Regions from separate parts of the Homo sapiens genome. Here region 2 is linked to region 1. A link is a loop called in an ENCODE intact Hi-C map of the cell type or tissue named here. Cell type or tissue: K562. All regions are shown on one strand.

Region 1 (8,000 bases):
TCCCAAGTAGCTAGGACTACAGGCGTGCACCACCACACCCGGCTAAGTTTTGTATTTTTAGTAGAGACGGGGTTTCGCCATGTTGGCCAGACTGGTCTCAAACTCCTGACCTCAAGTGATCTGCCCACCTCAGCCTCCCAAAGTGCTGGAATTATAGGTGTGAGCCACCGCACATGGCCGGAGTTGTGACATTTCTACCAGAAGTATCTGTCTTGTTTGTTTTTTACCTACTGGGGTTTAGCATCAGATTTAGGGCAAGGGTTTCTTCTACAAAAGTGTTTGAACGCTGCTCATTTAGGAAAGTGGGGAGAAGAATGGGATCGCCCCTGGAGCTAGGTGGAGGTCTGGCGCTCAGTTTTTGTGTCCTTTCCACCAGCTCTCTCATCCCCTAAATGGCTGGGGGCTTTTTCATCAACACAAATTATAATTCACATGATTTTGACAATTTCACTGAACCTCTAGAAATTGCTGGAAACAGGCTGAGGCACCAGAAGACTGTGCCCGGGTCTCATGATTTAAACCTTACTTGAATTCTATGGCATGGCAACCTTGATCGTAATTTCACTTCCCAGTGCTCCCCGCCCCAGTCCCTGCCACAGAACCCCTGGAAAGCACCCCTGGACGCCCTTTACTTTAAATTGGGTGGGGACTCAGCTGTCTCTTTTTTCAACAACACAAGGCATACACTCATTTCTTGAATTTGGCATCTTCTTTGTTTTCCCCTTACGATGACACAGCAGTCTCTAAAACATACTGTCGTGGCCAGTAGACTCATATCATTGTCTTTAAGGTCACAAGTCCCTGGGTTGTCAAAAGCCTTTAAGGCCAGGTGTGGTGGCTCACACCTATAATCCCAGCACTTTGGGAAGCTGAGGTGGGTGAATTGCTTGAGCCCAGGAGTTCAAGATCAGCCTGGGCAACGCAAGGAGACCCTGTCTCTACAAATAATTTAAAAATTAGCAGGGCATGGTGACACGCGCCTGTGGTCCCAGCTACTTGGGAGGCTGAAGCAAGAGGATGGCCTGATCCCAGGGAGATCGAGACTGCAGTGAGCCATGATGGCACCACTGCACCCCAGCCTAGGCAACAGAGCAAGACCCTATCTCAAGAGAAAAAAAAAGGCCGGGCGCGATGGCTCACCCCTGTAATCCCAGCACTTCGGGAGGCTGAGGCCGGTGGATCATGAGGTCAGGAGATCAAGACCATCCTGGCTAACACGGTGAAACCCCATCTCTACTAAAAATACAAAAAATTAGCCGAGCGTCGTGGCAGGTGCCTGTAGTCCCAGCTACTCGGGAGCCTGAGGCAGGAGAATGGCATGAACCTGGGAGGTGGAGCTTGCAGTGAGCCAAGATCCCGCCACTGCACTCCAGCCTGGGTGACAGAACAAGACTCCGTCTCAAAAAAAAAAAAAAAATCCCTTTTGACGGGCCCAGTGGCTCACACCTGTAATCCCAGCACCTTGGAAGGCAAAGATGGGTGGATCACTTGAGCCTAGGTGTTCAAGACCAGCCTGGGCAACATGGCAAAACCCTGTCTCTACTAAAAACACAAAAGTTAGCCAGGTGTGGTAGCATGTGCCTATAATCCCAGCTACTCAGGAGGCTGAGACACAGGAATCGCTTGAACCTAGGAGGCAGAGGTTGCAGCCAGCCGAGATCACGTCACTGCACTTCAGCCTGGGCGACACAGTGAGACTCTCAGTCTCAAAAAAAAAAAAAAAAAAAAAAAAGTCCTTTTAAATGTTTCTCTTCCTGGCCAGTTGTACTTGTGAGCATTCATTCATTCATTCATTCTTTCAAAACAAGCCCCTGCTAGGTGCCAGGTCCTGTCCAAGACACTAAGGCTACAGAATAAATGAAAGAGACGGGCCGGGTGCAGTGGCTCACGCCTGCAATCCCAGCACTTTGGGAGGCTGAGGCGGGCAGATCACCTGAGGTCAGGAGTTTGAGACCAGCCTGGCCAACATGGTGAAACTCCATCTCTACTAAAAATACAAAAATTAGCCGGGCGTGGTGGCAGGCACCTGTAATCCCAGCTACTTGGGAGGCTAAAGCAGGAGAATCGCTTGAACCCTGCTGGGATTGCAGTGAGCTGGGATCGTGCCACTGCACTCCAGCCTGGGTGACAGAGCGAAACTCCGTCTCAAAAAAAAAAAAAAAAGAAAGAGACAAAGCCCCTGAGCCCAGAGCATGGGTGATTTTCTCTGGGGCACTCAGAGGAAACAGCAGCCTTGCCCTTGGGGCACTAACTGCCCCCCAACTTCTCTTTCCACAGGGTTTTCAGCTCCTAACTGGACCCTCTTGCCCAGCCGGCTGCAAGTTTTGTAAGCGCGGACAGACACTGCTGAACCTTTCCTCTGGGACCCCCTGTGGCCCTCGCTCTGCCTCCTGTCCTTGTCGCTGTGCCCTGGTTTCCCTCCTCGGGCTTCTCGCCCCTCAGTGGTTTCCTCGGCCCTCCTGGGTTTACTCCTTGAGTTTTCCTGCTGCGATGCAATGCTTTTCTAATCTGCAGTGGCTCTTACAAAACTCTGTTCCCACTCCCTCTCTTGCCGACAAGGGCAACTCACGGGTGCATGAAACCACTGGAACATGGCCGTCGCTGTGGGGGTTTTTTTCTCTGGGGTTCCCCTGGAAAGGCTGCAGGAACTAGGCACAAGCTCTCTGAGCCAGTCCCTCAGCCACTGAAGTCCCCCTTTCTCCTTTTTTATGATGACATTTTGGTTGTGCGTGCCTGTGTGTGTGTGTGTGTGTGTGTGTGTGTGTGTGATGGGCCAGGTCTCTGTCCGTCCTCTTCCCTGCACAAGTGTGTCGATCTTAGATTGCCACTGCTTTCATTGAAGACCCTCAATGCCAAGAAACGTGTCCCTGGCCCATATTAATCCCTCGTGTGTCCATAATTAGGGTCCACGCCCATGTACCTGAAACATTTGGAAGCCCCATAATTGTTCTAGTTAGAAAGGGTTCAGGGCATGGGGAGAGGAGTGGGAAATTGATTAAAGGGGCTGTCTCCCAATGAAAGAGGCATTCCCAGAATTTGCTGCATTTAGATTTTGATACCAGTGAGCAGAGCCCTCATGTGACATGAACCCATCCAATGGATTGTGCAAATCCCCTCCCCAAACCCACCCATACCAGCTAGAATCACTTGACTTTGCCACATCCATTGACTGACCCCCTCCTCCAGCAATAGCATCCAAGGGGCCTGGAAGTTATGTTGTTCAAAGAAGCCTGGTGGCAATAAGGATCTTCCCACTTTGCCACTGGATGACTTTGGATGGGTCACTTGTCCTCAGTTTTTCCTAGTCATAATGTCATACGAACCTAAAGAATATGAATGGATTAAATGTTAAAGCTTTGGTGCCTGGAAACAATATCAAGTAACAATATGATTATTATTTTTTTATTCCCCCAAAGCGGGCTTGCTGCTTCACCCTTGGGGATGAAATAATGGAAGCTGGTTAAAGTGGATGAGGTTGGAAAGAGTTGCCATAATGAGGTCCCACGTGGCTTCTTCGATAGGAGCCACAACTTGGGGTGGGAAGAACTTGTCCCTCAGGCTTGTTGCCCTCTGCAGTTGATCTCCAAAGTTTTAAACCTGTTAAATTAATTTTGACAAATAAGTTACCCTCAACTCAGATCAAAAATGGGCAGCCAAGTCTTCGGTAGGAATTGGAGCCGGTGTAATTCCTCCCTAAGAGGCAACCTGTTGAATTTACTCTCTCAGAGTAAATGGTGGGAAGGGATCCCTTTGTATACTTTTTTAAATACTACAAATTAGTGTCAGGCAGTTCCCAGAAAGAGACAAGAAATCCTAGTGGCCTCCCAGACTGCAGGGTCCCCAAGGATGGAAAGGGAATGTTCTGCTGGTTCTACCCTGTTTGTTGTGTCTTGCTATACAGAAAAACCACATTTCTTTTATATACTGTACGTGGGCATATCTTGTTGTTCAGTTTGGGTGTCTGCTAAAGAGGAAGTGCACTGGCCCTCTTTGAAAGGGCTTTACAGTGGGGGCACCAAGACCCCAAAGGGCCCAGGCCAGGAGACTGTTAAAGTGAAAAGGCAATCTATGACTCACCTTGCTCTGCCATCCCTGGCAGCCCCCACCGGTGTCCTGTTCCTGCCACATGGAGCTTGACTTCATGCCAGCTATAATCTCCCCTGCCTTCCTTTAATCCCAATTTCCCCTGCTCACTCTTCCACAGATATAAAGAACAAACACTTAGCATCCCACACTCACCCCTTCTAATCCTGAAGGGAAGCCCATTCTAAACTCCTTTCCTGCAAACCCATTTCCAGCTCCTAGTAGCTTTCCTCCCAAAGGCTTTCTTTCCAATCCTTTATAGCTTTGGAGACGCCTCCCCAATTCCCCAGGGAAGGAAACTGTTGTGTCCAATCCCCATTAAAGACAAATTGATCAGTGCTTCCCACTCCAAGTCAAGCTTTATGCAGGAATGCTTTTCCATCAGGGAATAAATACTTAGAAGCGCTTACAAGGTGCCAGGCACCTCCTTTCTGCATGTGCCTGCCTTTCTAGTAGCAGACAGATGGAAACATTGTCTCATTTTGTCAAGGAGTCCAAAGAAATGATTATAAAACCAGGATTCATCCTTCTTCTCCAGAAAGATTTTTTTTTAAGTAAACACCTTTCAATCCCCAACACAAGCTGCTTCACAACTCCAGGCTAGAAGGCAGGAGAGCGATCTGATGTGTTTCTTTCATTTGCCAGAATTCCTGATACCAAAAGCCTCTCTCTCTGTTGAGTAACCTCTCAAGGACCAGAGTGGAGTCCAGATTGTTAGGCTCAGATCAAGGGTGGGGAAATACTGCCCTCTCGTGGTGGCTTTTCATCCAGGCCTCGTAGCCAACCGTTTAAGTGCAAAATAGAATTAAGCAATGGGTAAGCAAAATAGGGTTGACAAGATATTTGGGGGTTATTCGGGTTATGGCCCATTTATTTCCCTCTTCCCCCTGAATTGACCAGTAGCAGCTCCAGCCCCATTTCACAAAAGTGAGTTTGGCCAGGAGGAATGAGACGTCTCCTGAAATAGGAACACCGGAACATCATGCTCACCTGCCATCACTATGCATCCAGTTCCCACAGCTTGTGTCGTGAAAGAGCAGAGAGATGATGTTAAACTCCTTGGGAGGAGAGAGGGCTTCTTTTGGTTTCCCTGGAGTGAGACAGCCAGGTGTCTTTCTTTTGCGGGGGGACACTTCAGACCCATCAATATGGAATTTTGGGAGCCGACCTGAGTGCAAATCCTAATTCTGCCCCTGTTGGTGCAGATGGCTGTGGGCGGCTCACTTGACCTTTTAGAGTCTGCATACCCACCTGTATAACAAGGTGGATTGAATGAGACAATGCCCACGAAATGCCCAGTTACAGTACCTGGTTCAAAACTTACTGCATTTTAATTTTTCACTTAACTTATAACATGTCTTGCTTCTCCAGTGTGTGGAAGGCACCGGGCAGTTTGCAGAGATAAGCAAAACACAGTTCCTCTCGTGCAGAAGGTTAGAATCTATTTTTTTTTTTGACAGAGTCTTGCTCTGTCACCCAGGCTGGCGTACAGTGGTACGATCTCAGCTCACTGCATCCTCTGCCTCCCCCAGTTCAAGTGATTCTTCTGCCTCGGCCTCCTGAGTAACTGGGACTACAGGCGCCTACCACCACGCCCAGCTAAGTTTTGTATTTTTAGTAGAGTCAGGGTTTCACCATGTTGGCCAGGCTGGTCTTGAATTCCTGACCTCAAATGATCCACGCACCTCAGCCTCCCAAAGTGCTGGATTACAGGCATGAGCCACCACGCCCAGCCAAAGGTTATAATCTGATGGAGAGAGACACCCGTCTTGGAACTGACATAAATTTCTGGGGTTTGAGAAATGGGCGGGATTTCACTGGTAGCTTCTGGAAGGTAAGAGTTGTCCAGGAATTGGGAAGAGTGAGAGGAAAGGCACGGACAGGGAGCATGTAAGATAAATTGAGGCTGGCTTTGGAAGGCTGAGGAGGGTGAGAAAAGGTGGGCTGGGACCAGACCGTGGGGAGAGGTGAGTGGCATTACAAGAAATTTAGGCTTTATTCAGAAGGCAACAGGGAGTCCCTAAGAATGTTTTTCAAAAAGGGACATTAAGGCGATTGGAGTTATACTTGGAAAAGAAAGTTCTGGCCACAGTACAGAGCATGGCCCGTTGAGCTGTTGGGGGGGTTATTGCTGCAACCAAGGCTTGAGTGAGGGAAGAGGCGGATGTAGTGATAAAGAGACTCCAGGAACTGAATCAGCGTACCTGGCACCCCATCCATTGTAGAGGGTGAGAATAAAGGAGAAATTAAAGCATCTTGCAGGCTGGGCGCGGTAGCTCATGTCTGTAATCCCAGCACTTTGGGAGGCCGAGGTGGGTGTATCAGTTGAGGTCAGGAGTTGGAGACCAGTCAGCCAGTTAGTAGAAACCCTGACTCTACTAAGAAAATACAAAAATTAGCTGGGCATGGTGGCATGCGCCTGTAGTCTCAGCTACCTGGGAGGCTGAGGAAGGAGGATCGCTTGAGCCCAGGAGGTGGAGGCTGCAGTGAGCCAAGATTGTACCACTGCACTCCAGCCTGGGTGACAGAGCAAGACTCTTATCTCAAAAAAAATAAAATAAAATAAAATAAAATAAAACATCTTGCCCCTAGCTGAGAGAGAGGTCTCTGAAGAGCAGGCTCAGGGAAAAGATGAGTTTTCAGAGCTGATGTGATAGTCAGCTTCTCTGGAGTCAACAGGGTGAATCCTTCCCAAGTCCAGCCATGCCCAGATGCCCGGAGGGAAAACTGACCCCCAGCCAGTAGACATTGGCTAAGAACACAGAATCTTCTGACCAAACACGCTTTCAGCAGCTGCCTGCTCTGGACTTTGAAAGAGGTCAGGTCTTGCCCTAAGCTCAAAACAAGTGAGAGGTGTCCTGACCTAGCTCATAGGGCAAATGGTCCTAATAGGATGGGCAATCCAGATGCCTGAGCCCCTTCACTCCGACAGCACCAGCGCCTAATGCAGCCTTTTCATTCTTGCCATTAGGAAATCTGTGGACTTCTAGCCTGTGTTTTAAACCAGCCATGTTTCCTTGTATATTTCCCTACCCGCTGCCCCACATACCCAGCATGCCGCTGTGGCCACCATGTCCTCAAAGCCTTCTGTCTGTATCAGGAATGTAGTCTGAGACTGCCAGGAAGCAACAAGGAGAGAGAAACACTAACTAGTCTTCCTTTATAACCCATTCATACTCTCTGGCTGTCCCCAACCTTCATAGTCTCCTGCATCCAAATGTCCTCTTTGGCTCAAAAAGTAGGCCAGGCATGGTGGTTCATGCCTGTAATAGCACTTTGGGAGACTGAGGTGGGAGGATCACTTGGGGCCAGGAGTTTGAGACCAGCTTGGGCAACACAGCGCAATCTCGTCTCTACTAAAAAAAAAAAAAAAAAAAAATTAGCTGGGCATGATGGCATGCTCCTGTGGTCCCAGCTACTTGGGAGGCTGAGGCAGGAGGATCACTTGGTCCCAGGAGTTTGAGGCGACAGTGAGCTAGGATCGCACCACTGCACTCCAGCCTGAGTGACAGAGCAAGACCCTGTCTCTAAAAAAAATTAAAATGAAAGACCAGGTGCTGGGATTAAGGAAACACAGGTCTGAGGGTCTGAGGGAAGGGGCCTGCCTCCCAGGGAGTCAACATAGATGTTCCCCATGAACAGGGATTTGACTTTGGAGGCCAACCTGGCCTGGCCTCTGCCCTTTATCTCACACTCCCTATCCTTGGCCCACTGCCAGTCCCTGCCTTGTGGCAAAGGGGCCCCAAAAGAAAAGCTGCCCTTCCCCAAATGTAAGGACCCAGGTACACTTTCACCCGTGGAAAGCAGTGTCTGTCGAGAGTCTGTTTCCTATTAATACTTATCAAAGCCATGTGCGAGGGAGGTGGTCAGCTGTCAATATGCCTTAGTATGTTTATATGAGTTTGTTTTGTTCTAAA
Region 2 (8,000 bases), 470 kb before region 1:
TGGTCACAGAAGAGTTGGAAGAGTTTACACTGAGACAGGCAGTGAGAGTAAGGGGGTTGGAGGAACTTCCAAATTTGACTATATGTGTGAATCTTTTGCAATGAAAATACCTACTATGTGTGTAATGCATGTGTCGTTTGCAAGGAAGGAAAAAGGAGGCAGGAGAGAAGGAAGGAAAGAAGGAGATCTGCTAAATGAGTTGTGACCGGGTGTCTAGAGTTTGACATAAACACTATGGGCTTTTCCAGTGGGGAAGGCAGAGGAATCTGAGTCGTCCTCCAAACTTACAGCAGCAGTGACTTCATGGCGTGTGCAGTTGTATCCCTATGGCCATCCTGGAGAGTGTCCTTTGGCAGCACATTTTCTTCTTGCTTCTGGCACACTCGAAACCTGATCGAGCCTCTATGGACTAAACCTTCAGGCCTTAGAGTCTGGTTCTTGGAGGGCCTGAGCAGACACTAGCATGTGAAAAGTATTTTGCTTCAGAGCATCAGCCAATGTCAAACCTGCCAATTGGACACTGGCTGATGTTATCGGTGTAGAATTATGATGCAGAGAGTGGTTCTGGGGAGCTTGAAATGATCTTTGGAAAGCATGATAAAATGCAGATTTGTGGGCCCCACCCCAAAGGACTTGAGAAACTTTTGAGTTGCGGGTACTTAGTCTGATTTAGTGAAAAAATTGAGCTATAGACTTTTTTTTTCTGAGACAAGGTCTTGCTCTGTCACCCAGGCCGGGGTGCAGTGGCGTGATGGCTCACTGCAACCTCCGCCTCCCGGGTTCAAGCGATTCTCCCGCCTCAGCCTCCCAAGTAGCTGGGATTGCAGGCACCCACCACCATTCCTGGCCAGTTTTTGTATTTTTCGTAGAGACGGGGTTTTACCATGTTGGCCAGGCTGGTATCGAACTCCTGACCTCAAGTGATCCACCCATCTCAGCCTCCCAAAGTGCTGGGATTACAGGCGTGAGCCACCACACCCGGCCAATAGACTTTTTTTTAAAAGGGAATTCAGCTTTAAAGGTTTCAGAATACGTTAGAGACGAGATCTTTGGTTGCAAACAACAGAAGCCAACTCTATCTAACTTAGGCTGAAAATGAACTTGTTTGGGATATTATGGGATAACTCTCAGGATTGACAGGAAAGCTGGAGACCCAGGCTCAGAAAGGGGCAGGACCCAGGTGTCTTTGGGCTCTAAGTAGCAGGGATGACTTGACAGCTGATTTTGGGAGGGACCACTACTAGATTGAGCTTCAAATATTTTTTTCCATCGTGTGTCATGCTGTTGAAGATTCATATTCCCAAGAGAGACTCAGATTGGTCTGATTGGCACCTGGTGAGTTAGGGGAAGGCAGTGTACCCTAGTTGACACCCCCAATAAGGTTGTGCACAGAGTAGGAGAGAGAATTCCCCGAGGTGGAGTGGGGTGAATGCTAGACGGTCACAAAACCAGTGTCCTCTGCAAGACAGCAGTACAGGCTATTGGCTCAGATATTGAAATGCCTGAGTCCGGCTGAGCAGGAATAATTACATAGATGAACACGTTAAGTGACAATTTGCAGCGAGCCCACCCTCTATACTGTTTGATCCCAAATAAGCAAATTTTCTACCCTAACAAGTTCATGCTGGATGCAAAAGTTGAAAGCACATCAAAAGCCTGGCTTTGAAGAAACCCACTAATTTCAGGCAACAGTTCTTCAAACTCTCGTGGAAAAAGAGATTCAGACTTTGTTTCCTGGAGTCACAGTAGGAGAGCCACGACTGAATTATTAGAAATTCCACACTGGTGGGATCATACTTGCTGATGTTTAATTGCACTCTCTGCTGAGCTCACACTGACTCACTTGCCCCCACAGAAGCAAGGGGCAGACAAAGAGGCAGGAGAGGTTATCCTGTTGTATAAATAAGAAGACCTGAAACCACACAGATTCTGACCTGCCCAAGGTCGTGCTGGAAGCTTGGAAAAGAGGGAGCAGCATCACAGAATCGCCGCTTTGAGGGTGGATAAGCTTTTAAGGATGAGTTGCTCTAAGCCCCTCATTTTACAAGCGAGGAAGCTAAGAGCTCACTGAGGTTAAGCAACTAGCCCTGGGCACCCAGCCAGCCAGCCCGCCAGCCCCAGCATCTTCTGAGTCCTCTCCAAGCCCTCAGGAACTGGTAGATACTGTTCGTTGTCTGTCTCTCGGGCTCTGATGCGTGGATTTCAGCGTGGATCTCATAGAATCATAGATTGAAATATATTCCAATTTAGGCATGTTTGTAAGGATTCACTCTCTGTTTATTTTTTCCCAGGATAAAGGAAGCATCTGTGAAATATCCCATAGGTGGCAAAACTATCAGTTTCCTTGAGTAAAACATTTCTGGCTGACCTCCTGCTTGCACAGAGAAGGGTCTTTACGGGCTTACCACCTGAGTAGACAATGATCAATGATGCATTTGCTTAGAACACTGACTCTGGGTGCTTTCCTATGGAGATGCTGGAGTGTTGAGAATCCAGATGACAATGAGCTTTTTTATCCAGGTGTTACAAGCAAATCCAGGTCCTAGGGAGTCTGTGATATATTTTAGGGTTAAGACCTTTGGGGTCAGACAGAACCAGGTTCAAATCCTGGCTCTGCCCCTTATATGCTGTGTGACCTTAGACAAGTCGCCTAGCCTCTCTGACCCTCTGTTTCTTCATCTGCAAATGACAGATCCCATCATAAAGAATAAAATGAGGCCAGGCATGGTGGCTCATGTCTGTAATCCCAGCCCTTTGGAAGACCAAGGCAGGAGGATCACTTTAGCCCAGGAGTTCAAGACCAGCCTAGGCAACATAGCAAGACCTCATCTCTGCTAAAAAAAAAAAAAAAAAAAAAAAAAAAAAATTAGCTGGGTGTGGTGGTGTGTGCCTGTGGTCCCAGCTACTGAGAAGACTGAGACAGGAGGATGGCTTGAACCCTGGAGATTGAGGCTGCATTGAGCTGTGATCACACCACTGCACTCCAGCCTGGATGACAGAACAAGACCCTGTTTCAAAAAAAGAAAAAAAAAGGAATAAAATGAGCTGATGCCTCTGAAATGCTTAGCACAAAGCCAGGCATGTAGGAAGGGTGAAATGAATGGCAGCTGTCATAATTAGGACCAAGGTACCTGAAGCAAAAAGGGATATAAAGGGACCTTCCGCAAATCTTTGCTTTTTACAGGGGGGGAATCAGCATTAAAATCCAAGGTAACTTAGGTAATGACAGAGCTAGGTCAGGAATTCATCCTCCTGCTTCTCTGTCCAGTGATCTTATCCACTCAACATGTGGCCTCTGGTGGTGGGTTGGGGGTGGGGCACCTGACAGGCCAAACCACTCCCTGCCCTGTGGGTCACATGGGCTGGAGGTGGGGATGCAGCTATTTCCTCTTCTGGGCCCCTCCCCTCTGCTGTCTTCTACAGCCTCTGATTTCGGGAATGTTTGTGAGTCAAATGACTCCCTGTTCCACTCTTTGGCCCCAGAGGGAGGCCAGGAGATGCGGGCAGAAGCTAGCACTGGCCATTTCTCTGGGGGCCCATCACTTACTGGGCTGATGGAAGCCTGCCCACACCATCAGCCCCGGGGAGACAGTGAGAGCAGACCTCTGCGCCAATTTATCTTGGAAATTGTCTTTTCTTCAGGCAAGGGGAGGAGGAAGGAAACCTAAAAGAAAACATCCAGCCACATGGCCGTGAAATCTCTGCCCAAAATCAGTCATCCTTTTTAATAATGAGGGCTGTCACGAGCTCTGGTTCAGTCGGAAATGATGGCCTGTGTAAATATTTGGTCTGTAACCGATTTATGGGTTTGGGAACAAAAAAATAAGATTAGTCACTAATCACAGGGATGCAGGAAAATCAACGGGCCTGGACGCCAACACAGATCAGGCCTAAGAGGCAAAGTCCGGGTCGCTGTCTGGATGAGCTCAGGGGATGGTGGAGGAGGCTGGGCTGTGCTGTGCAGTGGGTCTCTACTGGAAGAGGGAGCCATGGGCTTCTGGATTATTCCATGGGGCAGAGGCAGCATTGTCAGTGTCCAGTTAAAGAACTGGCTGAGACCAGCCCCTACCCCTCCCCTCCCAGATTGCGAGTCTAAGATTGATTCTCCTTGGCTAACCCTGAAATTGACAACCTGTTTGCACAGGTACCTCTGTAAAATGGGAACACATGCGATCAACTCTTACGGTAGAATTAATAGAGTGATGAGGAACTAGCTTTGAAATCCGCCAGAACTGCCATCACACTCCAGCCTGTGTTGAATTGTGATCTGCATACATTAATTATTGGGAACGCCGGTTACCTTAACTACAAAATGGAAGTCATAATTGCTCCAACCCCAAATGAGATAATGTGTCATGAGCACAGTGTCCGGCCCCTGGCATGTGACACAGAGAGAACTTGGTGCTGACATAGGCATTTGTATGAGAATTGGAATTCCCTCCCCGAAGTGGGCTGGTACAGGCACTTACCTCTCCTGCCAGCTAAACCCCACATAACCACTCTACACAGTAAATGCCTCCTATTGGAAATATGTATAGAGGGTGGGTGCCAGCCTTGCCTCTCTCATGGCATCGAGGAAAATTGGATCCACTGGAGTGCCACCCCCTCCCTGCTCATTTCCATGGAAAGCCCGTGAGCATTCATGTAATAGTACAGTGGAAACACTTGGATTTTCATGTATTTGTTTAGTTAAACTGTTTTTATGGAGCTGTTACTATATGCCAGGCTTTGTGCTGGGTGCTGGGAGCCAGAAAGAAGTTAAACACAACCCCTGCCTTCCCAGCACTCCCAAACCAGTGGGAGAGGCCCATACTCATCAAGTCATCAGAAAAATCAGTGTGTACCTCAAAACTGTGGTCAGAGCGGTGGAGAAGACCTAACCCATACCAGGAGGGGTGGGTCAGGATGAGGAAAGGAGAGACACTAGATAAAGTCCCAGTGGCAGAGATGAGGGCTCTAGGGGAGCCAGGTGATGGGAAGTGGGATTCAGGGGCTACTCTTAGTGTTTTGTTTTCACTTCCCAACTTTCAGGTAAGTCTAGATCCTATTAGAACAGTGGTTGGGAAACTACCCAACCTACTGTCTAGCCCAGGGGCCAAGTTCAGCCAATTGCCTATTTTTGTAAATAGCTTTATCGGAACATGGTCATACGTGTTCACTTACACATTGTCTGCAGCTGAGTTTCTGCTACAAAGTCAGAAATGGAGAGTTTTAGTAGAGAGCAAGTGACTTGCAAAGCCGAAGGTATTTCCTCTCTGGCCCTTTGCAGAAAAGATTTGGCAACCTCTGCATCAGGACATCTTTCCTTTCCTCTCCCTTTCTTTATTCCTCTCTTGCCCTAGACCTGAAGTGTGTCTTAGTGGACAAGAGGGGAATATGTATTTAAGGGACATTTTGTTCGTTCTTCAAATCTAGCCTTGGTAGAAGGTCTGTTAGGTATCAAGAGATGATTTGTCACTGAGCGAAGTTTAATCTCTAAAATAAGCACTATCTAGCTGTTCTTCAAACATCTTGCATATTTTTCAGGTGTAAATGTTCCAATAGACATATAATATACACATTTATGTAGGTATAGGATATGTGTTTAATTTCTAGGAATTTATACCTAACTACATTTTCATTTTTGCCAACTAAATCCAAGATACCAGTTACCAGCTGACTTATAGCAGCCATTTAGGAAACAAAAATCCAACTCAAATTTGATCTTCAATGTGTAACTTCTTGAAAAAATAATGAAATATCATCAAAATATTAAATAACAGTTGACTCTGTTATTTAATGTCTGTTTCTCTGTTTTCTAGAATTTTTTTCCTTTGACAAAAATAAAAAGAAAACATTCTAGGCAAAAAAAATAGTATATGTCATATACTATTTATATATGACTACTATATAACTAAAAATTGTGTTTTATTTTTATAAAGGAATGCTTCTGTTACTAAATTCAAATGGTAGAGACAAGTCTAAAAGTAACGAAGTATCTACTCCCCAAATCCACAGCCCCCTCACCTGCCAACTGCCCCTTGCCTGTCTTTCTAGAAAGTGTTGATACGTATATGTGCCTGCATCTTAGACTGTACATCTATTTGAAGCTTCAACTTAGGAGGCATCTGACTCCTCTGCCTCTCACCCCTAACACACTGAAACTGCTGGCAAGTCCTGGGAGAGCTGAGTCCCCTCCCTCCAACCTCATGACCTCCACCCTGCTCCAATCCTCCATCCTCTCTTGCCTGGGTGACTCCAACACCCTCCTTTCCAGATCCCCCAATTCCATTCTTGCTGCCGTTCTTGTTCCATTCTTGTTGGTCAACTTTCTACACATCTGGCAGAGTGATCTTTTTAATTTTAATATTAAGTTCTGAGATACAGCCAGGCGCGGTGGCTCACACCTGTGGTCCCAGCACTTTGGGAGGCTGAGGCAGCGGGTCAGCCGAGGTCGGGAGTTTGAGACCAGCCTGACCAACATGGAGAAACCCCGTCTCACTAAAAATATGAAAAATTAGCCCTGGTGTGGTGGTGCGCACCTGTATTCCCAGTTACTTGGGAGGCTGAGGCAGGAGAATAGCTTGAACCTGGGAAGCAGAGGTTGCGGTGAGCCGAGATTGCGCCGTTGCATTCCAGCCTGGGCAACAAGAACAAAACTCCGTCTCAAAAAAAAAAACAAAAAAAACTGAAGTACATGTGCAGGACATGCAGGTTTGTCACATAGGTAAATGTGTGCCATGGTGGTTTGCTGCACCTATCAACTCATCACCTAGGTATTAAGCCCAGCATGCATTAGCTATTTTTCCTAATGTTCTCTCTCCCCCCGCCCCCGCAATAGGCCCCAGTGTGTGTTGTTCCCTTCCCTGTGTCTACATGTTCTCATTGTTCAGCTCCCACTTATAAGTGATAACATGTGGTGTTTGGTTCTGTGTTCCTGCATTAGTTTGCTGAGGATAATGGCTTCCAGCTCAGTCCATGTCCCTGCAAAGGACATGATCTCATTTCTTTTTATGGCTGCATGGTATTCCACGTTGTATATGTACCACATTTTCTTTATCCAGTCTATCATTGATGGGCATTTGGGTTGATTCCATGTCTTTGCTATTGTGAATAGTGCTGTAGTGAACATACATGTGCATATATCTTTATAATAGAATGATTTATATTCCTTTGGGTATATACCCTTTAATGAGATTGCTAGTTCAAATGGTACTTCTGGTTCTAGATCTTTGAGGAATTGCCACACTGTCTTCCCCAACGGTTTAATTAATTTGCATTCCTGCCAGTAGTGTAAAAGTGTTTCTATTTCTCCCCCATTTAGCAAATGGTGCTGGGAGAAGTGGCTAGCCATACGCAGAAAACTGAAACTGGACCCCTTCCTTACACCTTATACAAAAATCAACTCAAGGTGGATTAAAGACTTTAAAGTGATCTTTTAAAAGCAGAATCCAATTCTGTTATCTTCCTTCTTAAAGTCCTCCAACAGCTTCCCAAAGTTCTCAGCATAAAACCCTACCTCCTAACAAGGACCTGCAGTGATCTGGCCCTGCTGCCTCCCGACTTCACCTCTGCCCCTCTCCTCGTCACTTACTCTGAGTTTCCCTGTCCTGGCTTTGCACCAGTTCTGTGGACTCCGCGACATTCCCCCTGCCTCAGGCTGCCTGATCCTTCTTCCTTCAAATCTTTCAAATCTGGCTTCTCCTTGACATTCAGGTCTCAGCCAAAATGCCAGGTCTGCCTTCCCACCCAGTTACTCACTACCATATCACTGGATTTTAATTCTCTATGTAGAAGCTCTTATTATTGTCATTTATTTATGTATTTATTTTTGAGATGGGTTCTGGCCTTGCCACCTAGGCTGGAGTGCAGTGGCACAATCTTGACTCACTGCAGCCTCCACCTCCTGGGCTCAGGTGATCCTCCCACTTCAGCCTCCCTAGTAGCTGGGACTACAGGTGCGCACTACCATGCCTGGCTAATTTTTGTATTTTTTGTAGAGTTAGGGTTTCATCATCTTA

The links. Peaks named below come from ENCODE experiments on the same cell type or tissue, not always from the same donor. Only the 100,000 strongest peaks of a DNase experiment are listed, where the experiment ranks them.
Region 2: a loop joins it to region 1, with 3 times the contacts of the local background. A loop is called at or near these places in 5 of 110 quality-filtered maps.

The regions. Positions count from the first base shown.
Region 1 is chr12:117,209,602-117,217,601 of GRCh38, reverse strand. NOS1 (nitric oxide synthase 1) reads left to right here. Exons shown (of 29, transcript NM_000620.5): 29 at 2,278-8,000. The coding sequence ends at 2,293. Among named protein-coding and RNA genes, the nearest start is that of FBXO21, 23 kb to the right of the region's middle. In K562, a CTCF peak has its summit at 4,842 (motif pointing left); a DNase peak (open chromatin) is centred at 4,801; H3K27me3 peaks cover 5,094 bases.
Region 2 is chr12:117,681,082-117,689,081 of GRCh38, reverse strand. All of the region lies in intron 4 of KSR2 (kinase suppressor of ras 2), which reads left to right. Among named protein-coding and RNA genes, the nearest start is that of KSR2, 280 kb to the left of the region's middle. In K562, no CTCF peak of the experiment used is centred here; a DNase peak (open chromatin) is centred at 3,341; H3K27me3 peaks cover 870 bases.